Linked DNA regions of Homo sapiens: region 2 is linked to region 1. A link is a contact called in ENCODE Hi-C data. All regions are on one chromosome and are shown on one strand. The core of a region is the stretch at or near the end of the contact, and the rest is flanking DNA. Distances in the headings are between cores, read along the strand shown.

Region 1 (6,702 bases), core at 1,515-4,014:
AGAGACCAAGGAAGAAGTTTTCCTCCCAAAGAGGTGAGAAGGGACTATAGCAAAGGAATAACTGTAACTAAGAATGATGGAAAGAAGGACAACAACAAGAGGAAAACTGAAACCAAGAAATGCACCTTAGAAAAGTTACAGGAAACAGGAAAGCAGAATGTGGCAGTGCAGGTAAGCTGTATTTGAACTATAAAGCAGGTAGAGGAAGGCTCACACAAAAGGCAAGATTTTTCATTTTGTTCTAAAGCCATGAGAATTGGCCGTCCTGGAAGTTTAAATGCATTATTTAATTGCATAGTAAGGTTATATAAAGAGCTGTGATAGATGGTTACTTTTTCAATTCTTGGGAATTGTGAGTGAAAAAAAAATCTCAGCCTGATTTGACACTTTCGTCAGTCTTCACCAATTTAAGCAGTTTGAAAGGATTAGTTGCAGAGTTGTCAGTTTCACACAGGATTATATTTTATTTAGAAGATATAACTACCATTTGTCAATGCTATAGTGGAGATTTGGGGTCTTCTGTAGATCCAGTAGAACCAAGAGTATATTAAGGCTTATGCAGTTTTTTTTTTTAGATTCACTATAATATATATATATGTGTGTGTGTGTGTGTGTGTGTGTGTGTGTGTGTGTGTGTGTATTTTTTTTCTTGGAAAAATATGAGACTTTTTTATTGACAATTATACTTGTCCCGGCTATTGGTATTAATATCACTTTAATCTTATCCTGGATCCTGGGAATTTATAAAGGAAGAACCCAGGTTTCTTGCTGGGAAAAGATAAGCACTGCTCAGTTATTTGTGACTTTCTTTTTATTAATATATTTTCCCAAATAGAAAAGATGGTTTCATGTAAACAGAAAAGGGCCTTTATTCTGTGATGGTTTTATTAATACTATTAATGTTTGAATAAATACTTAAGCAGCCATGTGAGTTGTTAACACATTTTAGCAAATGTATGTGTTTGCATGAGAAACTTTACATTGTTGAAGGCTGCTTACAAATAAATAGTACCTTTGAAGTATTTCTCTAATTTTTTTGAGAAAGAGAAATAAGAAAATAATAGTTCCATTTTAACATTATAGCAAGGAGAGAAACAGAAAGACAAGGTAGAAATTAAGACATAGGGGAGAGAGAGAGATGCTAGGGAAAGGCAAGAAAAAAAAAAATGAACTAGAAAGCCAAAGGATCCGAGTTTTAGAGATAATGAGTCCAGCATTTTCTGTTTACCTTTCCTCCATTCTCTGTAACTGCTCACAATAAGGTCCAGACTGAAAATACAATCTCCTTTTTTGGTTTCTCATCCATCTCAAATCACCTATAAATGATTAAAGAAAGAAAGAGTAAACATATCACCACACTCTGTACCTCGTCCTGGGTTTTCTATAAATGCTACTCATGTTCCCTCATTTTGCTCAACTTTGAGCAGTGCATATGACATCTACTCTCTGGCTCCATCTATAGGATCTCAGGGCCTGTTCCTTACTGCTGAAAGTATCCTTATTTATTCTGAAGGGTGGTAAAGTTGCAGGGTGGAAGGTGGATGCCTGACTGCACATATGGCTACCCAGATGAAATCAAACTGAGGGCCAAAATAACTCACCTATGGGTTAATAGTCATTATTAGTTCATAATTCATGTATGTCGTTTAATGAATTAGAGTATAGAGAACCCTGGGCCCCAGAACAAGCAACTTAAAGTCATAGACAAGTTTTTTTCAACTTGTTAGCATCAGGCATCTCATTTGTAAAACAAATGGGCTCTAAGGTCCTTTACATTTTTGGATTTTTGTGATCATGGGAAAGCAAAATAATTAGTAAAACTAAGATAGTAAAATTATCTTTTATTGGCTATTAAATAATTTGCTTTGATTTTCCATTTTTAACTTAGGTGAATTTAAATATCTTCAGCATGTACTTTTTGATCTAATGAGGTTTTAAATACTTTCTTAGGAGTAGGGTCTTCTTTCTAGCACATTTGAGTTTCAATTTATTATAGATAGTTTTGCTTCTATTGGTTACAGGTAAAATCCCAGACAGAACTAAGAAAGACTCCAGTGTCTGAAGCCAGAAAAACACCTGTAACTCAAACCCCAACTCAAGCAAGTAACTCCCAGTTCATCCCCATTCATCACCCTGGAGCCTTCCCTCCTCTTCCCAGCAGGCCAGGTAAATATGTTTTGTAATTTCTTCTACTTAATCTTTTCTGTGCAAGAATTTCTATTCAGTCACTGAGAAATGTGTTTTCTGTTGGAGTAATGTTACTAAGCCATAAAAAGTTCTATTTTCCCTAATACTTATAAAATTATTTTTGAACTGTTTGTGTGTAGTGTACATACAAGTGCATGTTTGTTATTATGAAGGAAATCCTATCACTAAATACAGAAGCTACTCACAGAACACTGATTACTTCAGTGGATAGAGGAAAAATATCAAGTCTATTTTTAGTTCTTCAAATCAAGTTAAAGATTGACAACATGACTAATCTCTTTTGTGATGTGTTAGAAGACTCCCTCTACCTACCTGTTAAAAAAAAAATGACTTTTTTTGCAATTTTTTGCTGTTTCCTTAAAACTAAAGCTGTGTTCTTCTGTTTTGAAGGGTTTCCGCCCCCAACATATGTTATCCCCCCGCCTGTGGCATTTTCTATGGGCTCAGGTTACACCTTCCCAGCTGGTGTTTCTGTCCCAGGAACCTTTCTTCAGCCTACAGCTCACTCTCCAGCAGGAAACCAGGTGCAAGCTGGGAAACAGTCCCACATTCCTTACAGCCAGCAACGGCCCTCTGGACCAGGGCCAATGAACCAGGGACCTCAACAATCACAGCCACCTTCCCAGCAACCCCTTACATCTTTACCAGCTCAGCCAACAGCACAGTCTACAAGCCAGCTGCAGGTTCAAGCTCTAACTCAGCAACAACAATCCCCTACAAAAGCTGTGCCGGCTTTGGGGAAAAGCCCGCCTCACCACTCTGGATTCCAGCAGGTAAGTTACAGTTGTGTGTACTATCCAGCTGAATGAAATAAGGGGAAATGCTGAAAGATTCAATGTTAGAAATGCTCATTAAACTTTGACATACTTCTTGCTTAGATTTATAGTGATTATGGGAAAACAAAAGTATTGTCTCTACTGTTTATGAAAGTTCAAATGTTTTCCTTACTCTTGTAAAGGATAAAATACTAGATCTTAAGTACCATTCTTGGCTGCTACTAAGTGTCCATTTTATTGAAAATGGATTTTCTGCAAATAATTCTCCTATAGGAACATAAACTACTAGGGAAATAGAATCACAGTCTTGATGAGGTGCTAAGACAGATGTGACACCAATCTTAAATGTTGTCGTTGGAAGCACAGCACTTGAAGCAGAAAGGGGAAACAAACACTCTTATGCAAATATATTCATTCATTCATTAAACCTCTTAAATAGTTGAATTAAAAGAAAATATGAGTGTGGTGCCCATAATCTGTTTCCAAAAAGCTCTGAGTATTGAATAGCCCAAAAGGTAAAGGAAACTGCTGCCTTGCCTAGAGTTTTGTTGGTTGGAAAACACCCCAAGTTCATTCTGTGATTCTTTAGCATTCATTATAAGTAATATTGCATTTTATCCTCACCTTTATGACAGGCGTCTCTTTTTTAGTATCAACAGGCAGATGCCTCCAAACAGCTGTGGAATCCCCCTCAGGTTCAAGGCCCATTAGGGAAAATTATGCCTGTGAAACAGCCCTACTACCTTCAGACCCAAGACCCCATAAAACTGTTTGAGCCGTCATTGCAACCTCCTGTAATGCAGCAGCAGCCTCTAGAAAAAAAAATGAAGCCTTTTCCCATGGAGCCATATAACCATAATCCCTCAGAAGTCAAGGTCCCAGAATTCTACTGGGATTCTTCCTACAGCATGGCTGATAACAGATCTGTAATGGCACAGCAAGCAAACATAGACCGCAGGGGCAAACGGTCACCAGGAGTCTTCCGTCCAGAGCAGGATCCTGTACCCAGAATGCCGTTTGAGGTGTGTGTTCTTTCCTATCACCAGGCAATTTGGAGATAGGTCTGAGGTTGACTGTCTTTTGAATATCTCAAATAGATCTTATAAAAAGGCCACTCTTATTCGTTAGTACTATAGAATGCCACTGAGTATTGGTGTAGCTCTTGGTTTCCTCCTCAGAGTTGCACAGTATGTTTTAGTTTGGAAGCTGAAGAATTCCGTAACTGATTTTGAACTCTGATGGTCTGGCAAAGAAACCATGTACAGAAATCTCTAAAACAGCATGTTAGAGAATTCTGAGACAAAGCACTCCTCTCAGTTGGGCTGAATCATCTAAGTTTAAAAATAGGTTTACTGATATTTAAATAAATTGCTCTCTGAGAGGAACAAGGTTAGCCAGTTATCTTGGACAGTGGAGGTCCCTTTCTTTGCCCTTTTTATTCATGAGAAACAGGTGAATGTTAGTAACTTTTTAAAAGATCTGTTTCTCTGTTAGCACAAGATATGCTAATCATTTTGCTCCATAGCATTGTTTTACTCACTAGCCACATTAACCTTTTGTGTTCTGCTCTGTCAGTATTTTTGCTTTTCTATTGTCTTGAACTTTCTCCATTATTGTCCTTGTGTCGCTTTGCCTTTGCATTTCAGAGCGTTTTTTCTCTTTGCCTAATACCATCTATCTCACTATCCCCTTGACTTTAGTTGTCTTCTTCCACCTAATTATGCTACTATTCCTTTATGCTTTTGTTATCCCTTATTGCTTCTCACTGTGATGCTTTCTGTCACTAGGACCCCAAGAGCTCCCCTCTGCTTCCTCCGGACCTGTTAAAGAGTCTGGCTGCCTTGGAGGAAGAGGAAGAGCTGATTTTTTCTAACCCTCCTGATCTTTACCCGGCTCTGCTGGGGCCTCTCGCCTCTCTTCCTGGACGAAGCCTTTTTGTATGTATTTGACATAATTCTGCTTCTTGGTCTAACCCCCAGCTGCTTCTCTGAGATACTGTAGTACACAGATTAGGTGATTTCTTCTCTTCCTGGGGCTGTCCTTTTCAGAACTGTAAAACATATTTTCTAATTGCCTAAACCAACCTTAAGTTGGTAGTAGGATATAGCAAAACATTTCTGCCTTTATAGTTCTCCCAAATCATGGAGACATACCTTGGTTTTATGTGTTATCCAGAAAGCATTCTGCAGAGCTGGTCACACACACGATGTGATGGTGACAAATTAACTCACTTTGCAGGTGACACTTCCATCTGGACCCAGAAATTTTAAGTATCATTTAATCTTGCTTAGGAACAGTGAGATTTATTTCTCATATGTAGCCAAAATATGAAAGGAAATATGTTCTTGATTTTTTTTTTGACTGACATTACTGAACAGTATATGGCTCTTTTTTGTTTGGTTAACTAAATGCAGAAAGAGCCCTGATCTAAATTCAAAGTTGGATTCATAAACAGAATGAGTAAAAATGAAGAGGATTCTATTTATAAACATTGTCAGAGTGTCATAAATGAGTAAATATGAAAATAACTAGAATCACATAAAATAAAATCTGAGAACTCAGCCTGCATTTCAAAGAACATCATTCTATATGCTTGTCAGTGTTCATATTATATTTTACTGTGGGTGGGGAGTATAAAAGATGGAAAGAAAGATGTATGCTATGAGGCTTTTTCCCCTCTCTTTATTACACCTTAATAAAACATAAAAAGATAGTAAATTTTACTTTCTTGCTGTTTCTTTCTCATAAACACAGGGCAAGAACACATTCGTAAAATTAAAGTACATTAATTTTAGTGTCAAGAGAAATAAAACCTTAACAGCTTTCATGACATTGCTGCCATCCCTGGCACTTGAAGTTCCCTTAAGAATTTGCCTGGGTAGTAGCAGTAGGGGCCCCATACCAAGTTATTAAATAATAGCAATAAAAGATCCCCCTGGAGACTTAAATGGTAGCAGTGCCATGGCTGAGCGCACAGGGATTGTGGAAGCTCAGCTGCTATACTGTTGCCTCTCTATGTTTGCCTTTCTTGTGGCTTTTATGCTAGAGTGGCTTTAAGGACTGAGGGTAGTGCTTCTCTGTCCACTTGTTTCCTAATCCCTTAGTTCCTGTTCCTGTTCCCTTAGTGTCCCTTTCATTGGAAATGGAGCTGATGGTAGAACAAGTGGGAGTATTTTCAGGGTTTTTTTTTCATGTTTAAAAGACAACAATGAATAAAAAAAACTTCGACTATAACCCTTCCAATATTTAACATTAATGATACAACGTATGTCAAAGTGCTTCTCTTGTCGTAGGTATTTAGTAATGTTTTATTAGCCAGCTATTCAGTGACAGCATTAGAGATTCAGCTTTGTTTCTCCTAATAACTTTGCTAGGGCCAATAAATGTAAGCTTGACTTTTAGCAACTGTTTTACTATATACTGCAAATAGAGCTGCTTAAAAAGCATATTAACAAAGCCATTTGTCAAATGGATTTGAAAGGCTTTTTAAAAGTCACCAATGTTAATGTTTTAAAAATTGTGGGGTGGAGAGAAACAGTGTTGGAACAGTTCAGCATTTTGTTTTGAGATTAAGTGCAACTATTGACAAGGGGATTCCTGAGGTCCATGCCTCATAAACACTCAGAGTGCTGTTTACCAGGGTCTCTGGTCCCTGCCAGAATATAATCTCTGACTAGGTTTGATCTAAAAGGAGGATTCTATGCACCTGTGGCAACTG
Region 2 (6,702 bases), core at 1,967-4,466, 400 kb before region 1:
TAAAACATTGCTTTACACGTTTGAGGTTTTAGGACATTAAAAGTATGTGTTTATATTTTTCACTGGGTAATTCATAAATGTTAATAAAAAAGGAATGCAATGAAGTTAATTTTCTTCTTATTCTTGTTCTCCCAGCACCTTTAGAGACAAAGACAAGTTTCTTGTATATAAGAAATTTTTGAAGATGGCATTGTCTACCACCCCACCAAAACATATGAAACTTACATCTAGTTTAATTTTTCACGTTTTGTGATAATGTGTATGCAAGGTACTATTTGTAACAAAATTGACTTGTCAATGGATGGCCCAAGGAAGAACTAAGGTCCATTTTTCTGTTCTATGCTATATTTTGCTTTGAAAAGACTTTAATGGAGTCACAGTAGGAATATTCTTTTTCCAGTTGGGTGTAGCAATCACGGTAATGACATACACGAACTTGTGGTTACTTGCTCACTTTCAGTGGCAAAGAAGAGGCCGTCGTTCACTGCTGCCAGAAAACATAGTCCCTCAGTGTGGGTCATTTTCATCTTGGGATGGAAAAAAGAAGTACAAAGCCTGTTAATCTCAGTAAAAACTCTAGGGAAGTGATAAAGGAAACTATCTCTGTGCAACCACCTAATTTTATTATGCTTTTTACAGGTAGGGGGGTGGATGTTGGTTTGGATTGTCCTGATTTTCTCCGTTATGGTGTGGCTCAAGTAAAAATTCCCATAAAGGTGTCTGGGCGCAGTGGTTCACTCCTGTAATCCCAGCACTTTGAGAGGCCGAGGTGGGTGGATCGCCTGTGGTCAGGAATTCGAGACCAGCCTGGCCAACATGGTGAAACGCTATCTCTACTAAAAATACAAAAATTAGTTGGGCATGGTGGTGGGTGCCTGTTACCCCAGCTACATAGGAGGCTGAGGCAGGAGAATTGCTTGAACTTGGGAGGTGGAGGTTGTAATGAGCCAAGATCACTCCACCCTGGGCCACAGAGGAAGACTCCGTCTCAAAAAAACAAAAATTCCCATAAAAAAAATAGATGTTTCTCACATGTTGAGCATATATGGATTTCATTTTTAATATGATTGTAGAAACATTAGATTTAAAGCATATTGAAAAAGAAAACAGTATATTCTTTAGGAGCTTCAAAAAAGGGTTTTGGTTTAGTTCAAAGGGTGAAAGAAGATCTTTTATTATTTTGGTAAATAACTTCTAAGGAAACAAACCACCCTCACATGCACTATCTCATTTGTATTTCTGTCAATTCTGAAAGGCCAGCATTTGGCCAGTATTATTTGAATCTGTATTGTATTTTTTAACCAGAAGAATGAAGGTTTATAGCTTCATTCTTTTGGAAGAGGAGGCTGGAGACCACAGGTTAAATGCAGGTGCATCGCTCTTGGCCGGCCCTGGCAGGGTCCTTTCTCCCTCCTTTTACACTCGCAGACAAGCTTGTGGATGCTCAATAAGGACAGCTGCCGTTTGGACAGAGATTAATCATTTATTTGTGAAGGTTTTTTCTGCCTTGCTTTCTTGTTCTTTTTTAAATCTTCACATTGTTTTGATCCCAAAATGTTTGTGTTGTCCTTACTCAAAACTAGGAAAAACAATTATGTGGTAAGAGGCTCAGAGCCACTTACTTAAATCTCAACTAGATTTATTTGTGAGAACATCTGTTTTCTGATATTTAGACACTTCCTCTTCCATTGCTGTTTCCTATGACTCATGCACAGTTATTTGTTCAGGTTTCATGGAATTTCCCAAGTGTATTTACCTTTGTTTGGTTTTTAAAATGTAAATTATATTGCCCCAATAAATGAGTATGTGTGTCAGGGGGACTGTGGCTGGGTCATTGCATGTGGAGGGGGAGTTTACAGAAGAGAACTCCTAGAAGAGCTTTACTTAACTATGAAAATTTTCAAAGAATAGGACATTTCTAATAAGTCCCTAAGAGTGTCCTGAAGGACATGTTTTGGTTCTGAAACATAGTTTCTATAATCATCCTTAAAAAATAACTTGTTTCTGCTTAATAGGCTTTACTATGAATATACCTCCATATATTATTGAGTTAGAATGTGAGAAAAGGAGATTAATTTTTGAAGTACAAATATAGTGAGTTAGTGAGTGTAGGCATCCTGACTGCCTAGTCATAACTTTGATGAAGTAGAAATACCAACATCCTCAATATGAAGATATGCAGCAGCCCCACCAAAAAAAAAAAAAAAAAAAAGCAATGAGAGGTTTCAATTTCCTAAGTTAGAAAAGGGAAGAAAATCTGGAAATTAGATTTGTTGGGTCATTGGGAAAAAAGATTTAAAGAAGATGAAAACATACAGTCAAGACTCTTTGCCTCATTTTTCCCTTACAGGCTTCACAGGCTGCTCAAGAAGCCGAGATCAATGCCAGAAAAGCCAAAAACTCTGTTACTAGCCTCCTCAGCATTATTAATGACCTCTTGGAGCAGCTGGGTACGTAGCCATAGAGTCATTTTTGTCAGTCTCTGAATCTTTTGTACTGTTCTTAGGATCTGATATAGTACAGTTGACTCAAAAGCAGATGATATAGGTTTACATGAATCCCTTTTAAGTCATTAATTAAATTATTAATATTTCCTTTTGCTGTTGCTTATTTTTGAAAGCCTTATAAAATAAATGTTTGTCTTGCATGACAGGGTCTTTAAGAGCAACTTGCTTCTTTACCATACTTATTATTTGTCAGCTTTACAGTGTGACCTGAATCATGACTTTAGGCTGTGTTAATGTGACAAGTACTTACTAGGTGCCTTCTGTGGACCTTGCCCTAAGTAGAACACTGTGGTCTGAGGAGTTTCTTTTTATATTTTGAAGATATATTGCCAGCTAGGGTAGCATTTATGGTCCAGTATCATTGTACAACTAAACAGTGATTTTTCTTAACTCATCTTGCTGGCAGTATCTTTAAGGGATTTAAAGTAAAGGATTTCAATAGTAGAATAAAAGAATAGTAGAATCACAGGCTGGGTGTGATGGCTCACACTGGTAATCCCAGTACTTTAAGAAGCCATGCAAGGAGGATAGCTTGAGGCCAGGAGTTTGAGACCAGCCTAGGCAACATAGCGAGATCTCACCTCGTCTCTTCAAATTATTTTAAAAATTAGCTGGGTGTGGTGCTACACGCCTGTAGTCCTAGCTACCCGGGAGACTGAAGCAGGTGCATCACTTGAGTTTGAGGTGATAGTGAGCTGTTATCGTGCCACTGCACTCCACCCTGGGCAACAGAGCGAAACCCTGTCTCAATTTAAAAAACGAAAAAGAACACTTAAAACTGGTCATGACTTTACTGCCTGGAATTCTCTTCATTTGCTAAGTAAGGACAGTCCGATGAGGGGAAAGCTTTCATGCCAAAAGAGAGAAAAACCTTGATTTTTCAAGGAAATCTATGCATACGGAAACCTTCTTTTAATCCAGTTTGATAGGGTGTTAGGGAGCAGGCTTCATTTTAGGACAGATGCACTTTTGTCACCAGACTCCATTATAAAGTGTCAACACTCTAGCCAGGACTCTTTGTAGCAAGGCATTATATTTTAATTTGCCAGCCTTTAAAGACTGGTGCATTTTGTTTTGGTGGGGGGCTACAGGGGTATTTTTTATCGGTCTCAAATGTCAAGAATAAGTTATGTGCCAACAGATGGATATAAAATGAAAGTAAGCTAGAAGAGAAAGCTTTTTGTGGAACAGCCAGACTTTTAACATTAGTCTGACTTGGGTTAGTATCTTTGCTTTGTTGCCTATAGGCTGTGCAAACTTGGGCAAATTATTTAACATCTGAGAATCACTGATGTAAAATGGTCTTGTGAGACTTTAATCAAGTCAAGTATGCATGAAATGCTGTCTATTGTGTCTGCTTTTGTTTGTTATGGAAACATCTCATTTCTTTCAAAAGAACCTCTTTTTCTTGCTAAGCTTAAAGTGAAGACTTGCTGAAATTATTTCAGCATTTTACTCCTGGCCATTTTCCATAGGAAGGCTCCTAATAGTGTCTAACTCCTGAAAGCAGAAAGTGACCTTCAAAACTGACCCATCTTCCCTGGAATCTCTCTAAGAGCTGAGGGATTAGGGTTCTTAGAGATTTGTGTATCTTTGATGGCACTAAAATGACATAGAGTTTACATGTATACACCTGGAAAAGGTATTAAATGTTATCAGATGGCCCTCAAAGGTCTAGAACATGGTAGCTGTGCATTGAGGAAACATTCTGCAAAAACCATTGTCTCAGAAAGAAACATCCAGCTCTATATTAATTGTATGCTCAGACCCATCCCTGCTGGGTTAGGTCAGCATTTGTACTTGGTTTGCATATTTTATACCATTGTGTGACATCAACAATCTGCAAGTCACATTTGCCGGGCTGCCTGTGCAGAATGGCAGCTGCTGGGCCTAGAGTCTAGTGCAGGTACTTGTGAAGGGATCATTCTTACTGAATATGTCTGTTCTCTTCTATGTACTTTCTGACCCTCCAGGGCAGCTGGATACAGTGGACCTGAATAAGCTAAACGAGATTGAAGGCACCCTAAACAAAGCCAAAGATGAAATGAAGGTCAGCGATCTTGATAGGAAAGTGTCTGACCTGGAGAATGAAGCCAAGAAGCAGGAGGCTGCCATCATGGACTATAACCGAGATATCGAGGAGATCATGAAGGACATTCGCAATCTGGAGGACATCAGGAAGACCTTACCATCTGGCTGCTTCAACACCCCGTCCATTGAAAAGCCCTAGTGTCTTTAGGGCTGGAAGGCAGCATCCCTCTGACAGGGGGGCAGTTGTGAGGCCACAGAGTGCCTTGACACAAAGATTACATTTTTCAGACCCCCACTCCTCTGCTGCTGTCCATGACTGTCCTTTTGAACCAGGAAAAGTCACAGAGTTTAAAGAGAAGCAAATTAAACATCCTGAATCGGGAACAAAGGGTTTTATCTAATAAAGTGTCTCTTCCATTCACGTTGCTACCTTACCCACACTTTCCCTTCTGATTTGCGTGAGGACGTGGCATCCTACGTTACTGTACAGTGGCATAAGCACATCGTGTGAGCCCATGTATGCTGGGGTAGAGCAAGTAGCCCTCCCCTGTCTCATCGATACCAGCAGAACCTCCTCAGTCTCAGTACTCTTGTTTCTATGAAGGAAAAGTTTGGCTACTAACAGTAGCATTGTGATGGCCAGTATATCCAGTCCATGGATAAAGAAAATGCATCTGCATCTCCTACCCCTCTTCCTTCTAAGCAAAAGGAAATAAACATCCTGTGCCAAAGGTATTGGTCATTTAGAATGTCGGTAGCCATCCATCAGTGCTTTTAGTTATTATGAGTGTAGGACACTGAGCCATCCGTGGGTCAGGATGCAATTATTTATAAAAGTCTCCAGGTGAACATGGCTGAAGATTTTTCTAGTATATTAATAATTGACTAGGAAGATGAACTTTTTTTCAGATCTTTGGGCAGCTGATAATTTAAATCTGGATGGGCAGCTTGCACTCACCAATAGACCAAAAGACATCTTTTGATATTCTTATAAATGGAACTTACACAGAAGAAATAGGGATATGATAACCACTAAAATTTTGTTTTCAAAATCAAACTAATTCTTACAGCTTTTTTATTAGTTAGTCTTGGAACTAGTGTTAAGTATCTGGCAGAGAACAGTTAATCCCTAAGGTCTTGACAAAACAGAAGAAAAACAAGCCTCCTCGTCCTAGTCTTTTCTAGCAAAGGGATAAAACTTAGATGGCAGCTTGTACTGTCAGAATCCCGTGTATCCATTTGTTCTTCTGTTGGAGAGATGAGACATTTGACCCTTAGCTCCAGTTTTCTTCTGATGTTTCCATCTTCCAGAATCCCTCAAAAAACATTGTTTGCCAAATCCTGGTGGCAAATACTTGCACTCAGTATTTCACACAGCTGCCAACGCTATCGAGTTCCTGCACTTTGTGATTTAAATCCACTCTAAACCTTCCCTCTAAGTGTAGAGGGAAGACCCTTACGTGGAGTTTCCTAGTGGGCTTCTCAACTTTTGATCCTCAGCTCTGTGGTTTTAAGACCACAGTGTGACAGTTCCCTGCCACACACCCCCTTCCTCCTACCAACCCACCTTTGAGATTCATATATAGCCTTTAACACTATGCAACTTTGTACTTTGCGTAGCAGGGGCGGGGTGGGGGGAAAGAAACTATTATCTGACACACTGGTGCTATTAATTATTTCAAATTTATATTTTTGTGTGAATGTTTTGTGTTTTGTTTATCATGATTATAGAATAAGGAATTTATGTAAATATACTTAGTCCTATTTCTAGAATGACACTCTGTTCACTTTGCTCAATTTTTCCTCTTCACTGGCACAATGTATCTGAATACCTCCTTCCCTCCCTTCTAGAATTCTTTGGATTGTACTCCAAAGAATTGTGCCTTGTGTTTGCAGCATCTCCATTCTCTAAAATTAATATAATTGCTTTCCTCCACACCCAGCCACTGTAAAGAGGTAACTTGGGTCCTCTTCCATTGCAGTCCTGATGATCCTAACCTGCAGCACGGTGGTTTTACAATGTTCCAGAGCAGGAACGCCAGGTTGACAAGCTATGGTAGGATTAGGAAAGTTTGCTGAAGAGGATCTTTGACGCCACAGTGGGACTAGCCAGGAATGAGGGAGAAATGCCCTTTCTGGCAATTGTTGGAGCTGGATAGGTAAG

Evidence for each region. A loop is a pair of places that touch in the nucleus more often than their neighbours do. Pooled maps may share reads with other maps.
Region 2: a loop to region 1 is called in a pooled map, with 2.3 times the contacts of the local background. The contact joins the promoter of LAMC1-AS1 here to the enhancer-like site in region 1. A Hi-C loop is called at or near these places in 2 of 37 single-sample maps with no recorded cell type and 5 of 50 pooled maps.

The regions. Positions count from the first base shown.
Region 1 is chr1:183,542,332-183,549,033 of GRCh38, forward strand. SMG7 (SMG7 nonsense mediated mRNA decay factor) reads left to right here. Exons shown (of 23, transcript NM_001375584.1): 14 at 1-171; 15 at 2,022-2,166; 16 at 2,599-2,981; 17 at 3,635-4,006; 18 at 4,772-4,921. Among named protein-coding and RNA genes, the nearest start is that of NCF2, 45 kb to the right of the region's middle. RefSeq lists a silencer at 1,531-1,580. Within about 2 kb of position 2,765, at least 2 of the 41 ENCODE cell types and tissues checked have a DNase peak (open chromatin) inside an H3K27ac peak, as active enhancers do.
Region 2 is chr1:183,138,054-183,144,755 of GRCh38, forward strand. LAMC1-AS1 (LAMC1 antisense RNA 1) reads right to left here and starts at 3,217. Exons shown (of 3, transcript NR_149048.1): 1 at 3,089-3,217; 2 at 2,758-2,916; 3 at 349-527. LAMC1 (laminin subunit gamma 1) reads left to right here. Exons shown (of 28, transcript NM_002293.4): 27 at 2,351-2,450; 28 at 4,481-6,702. The coding sequence ends at 4,737.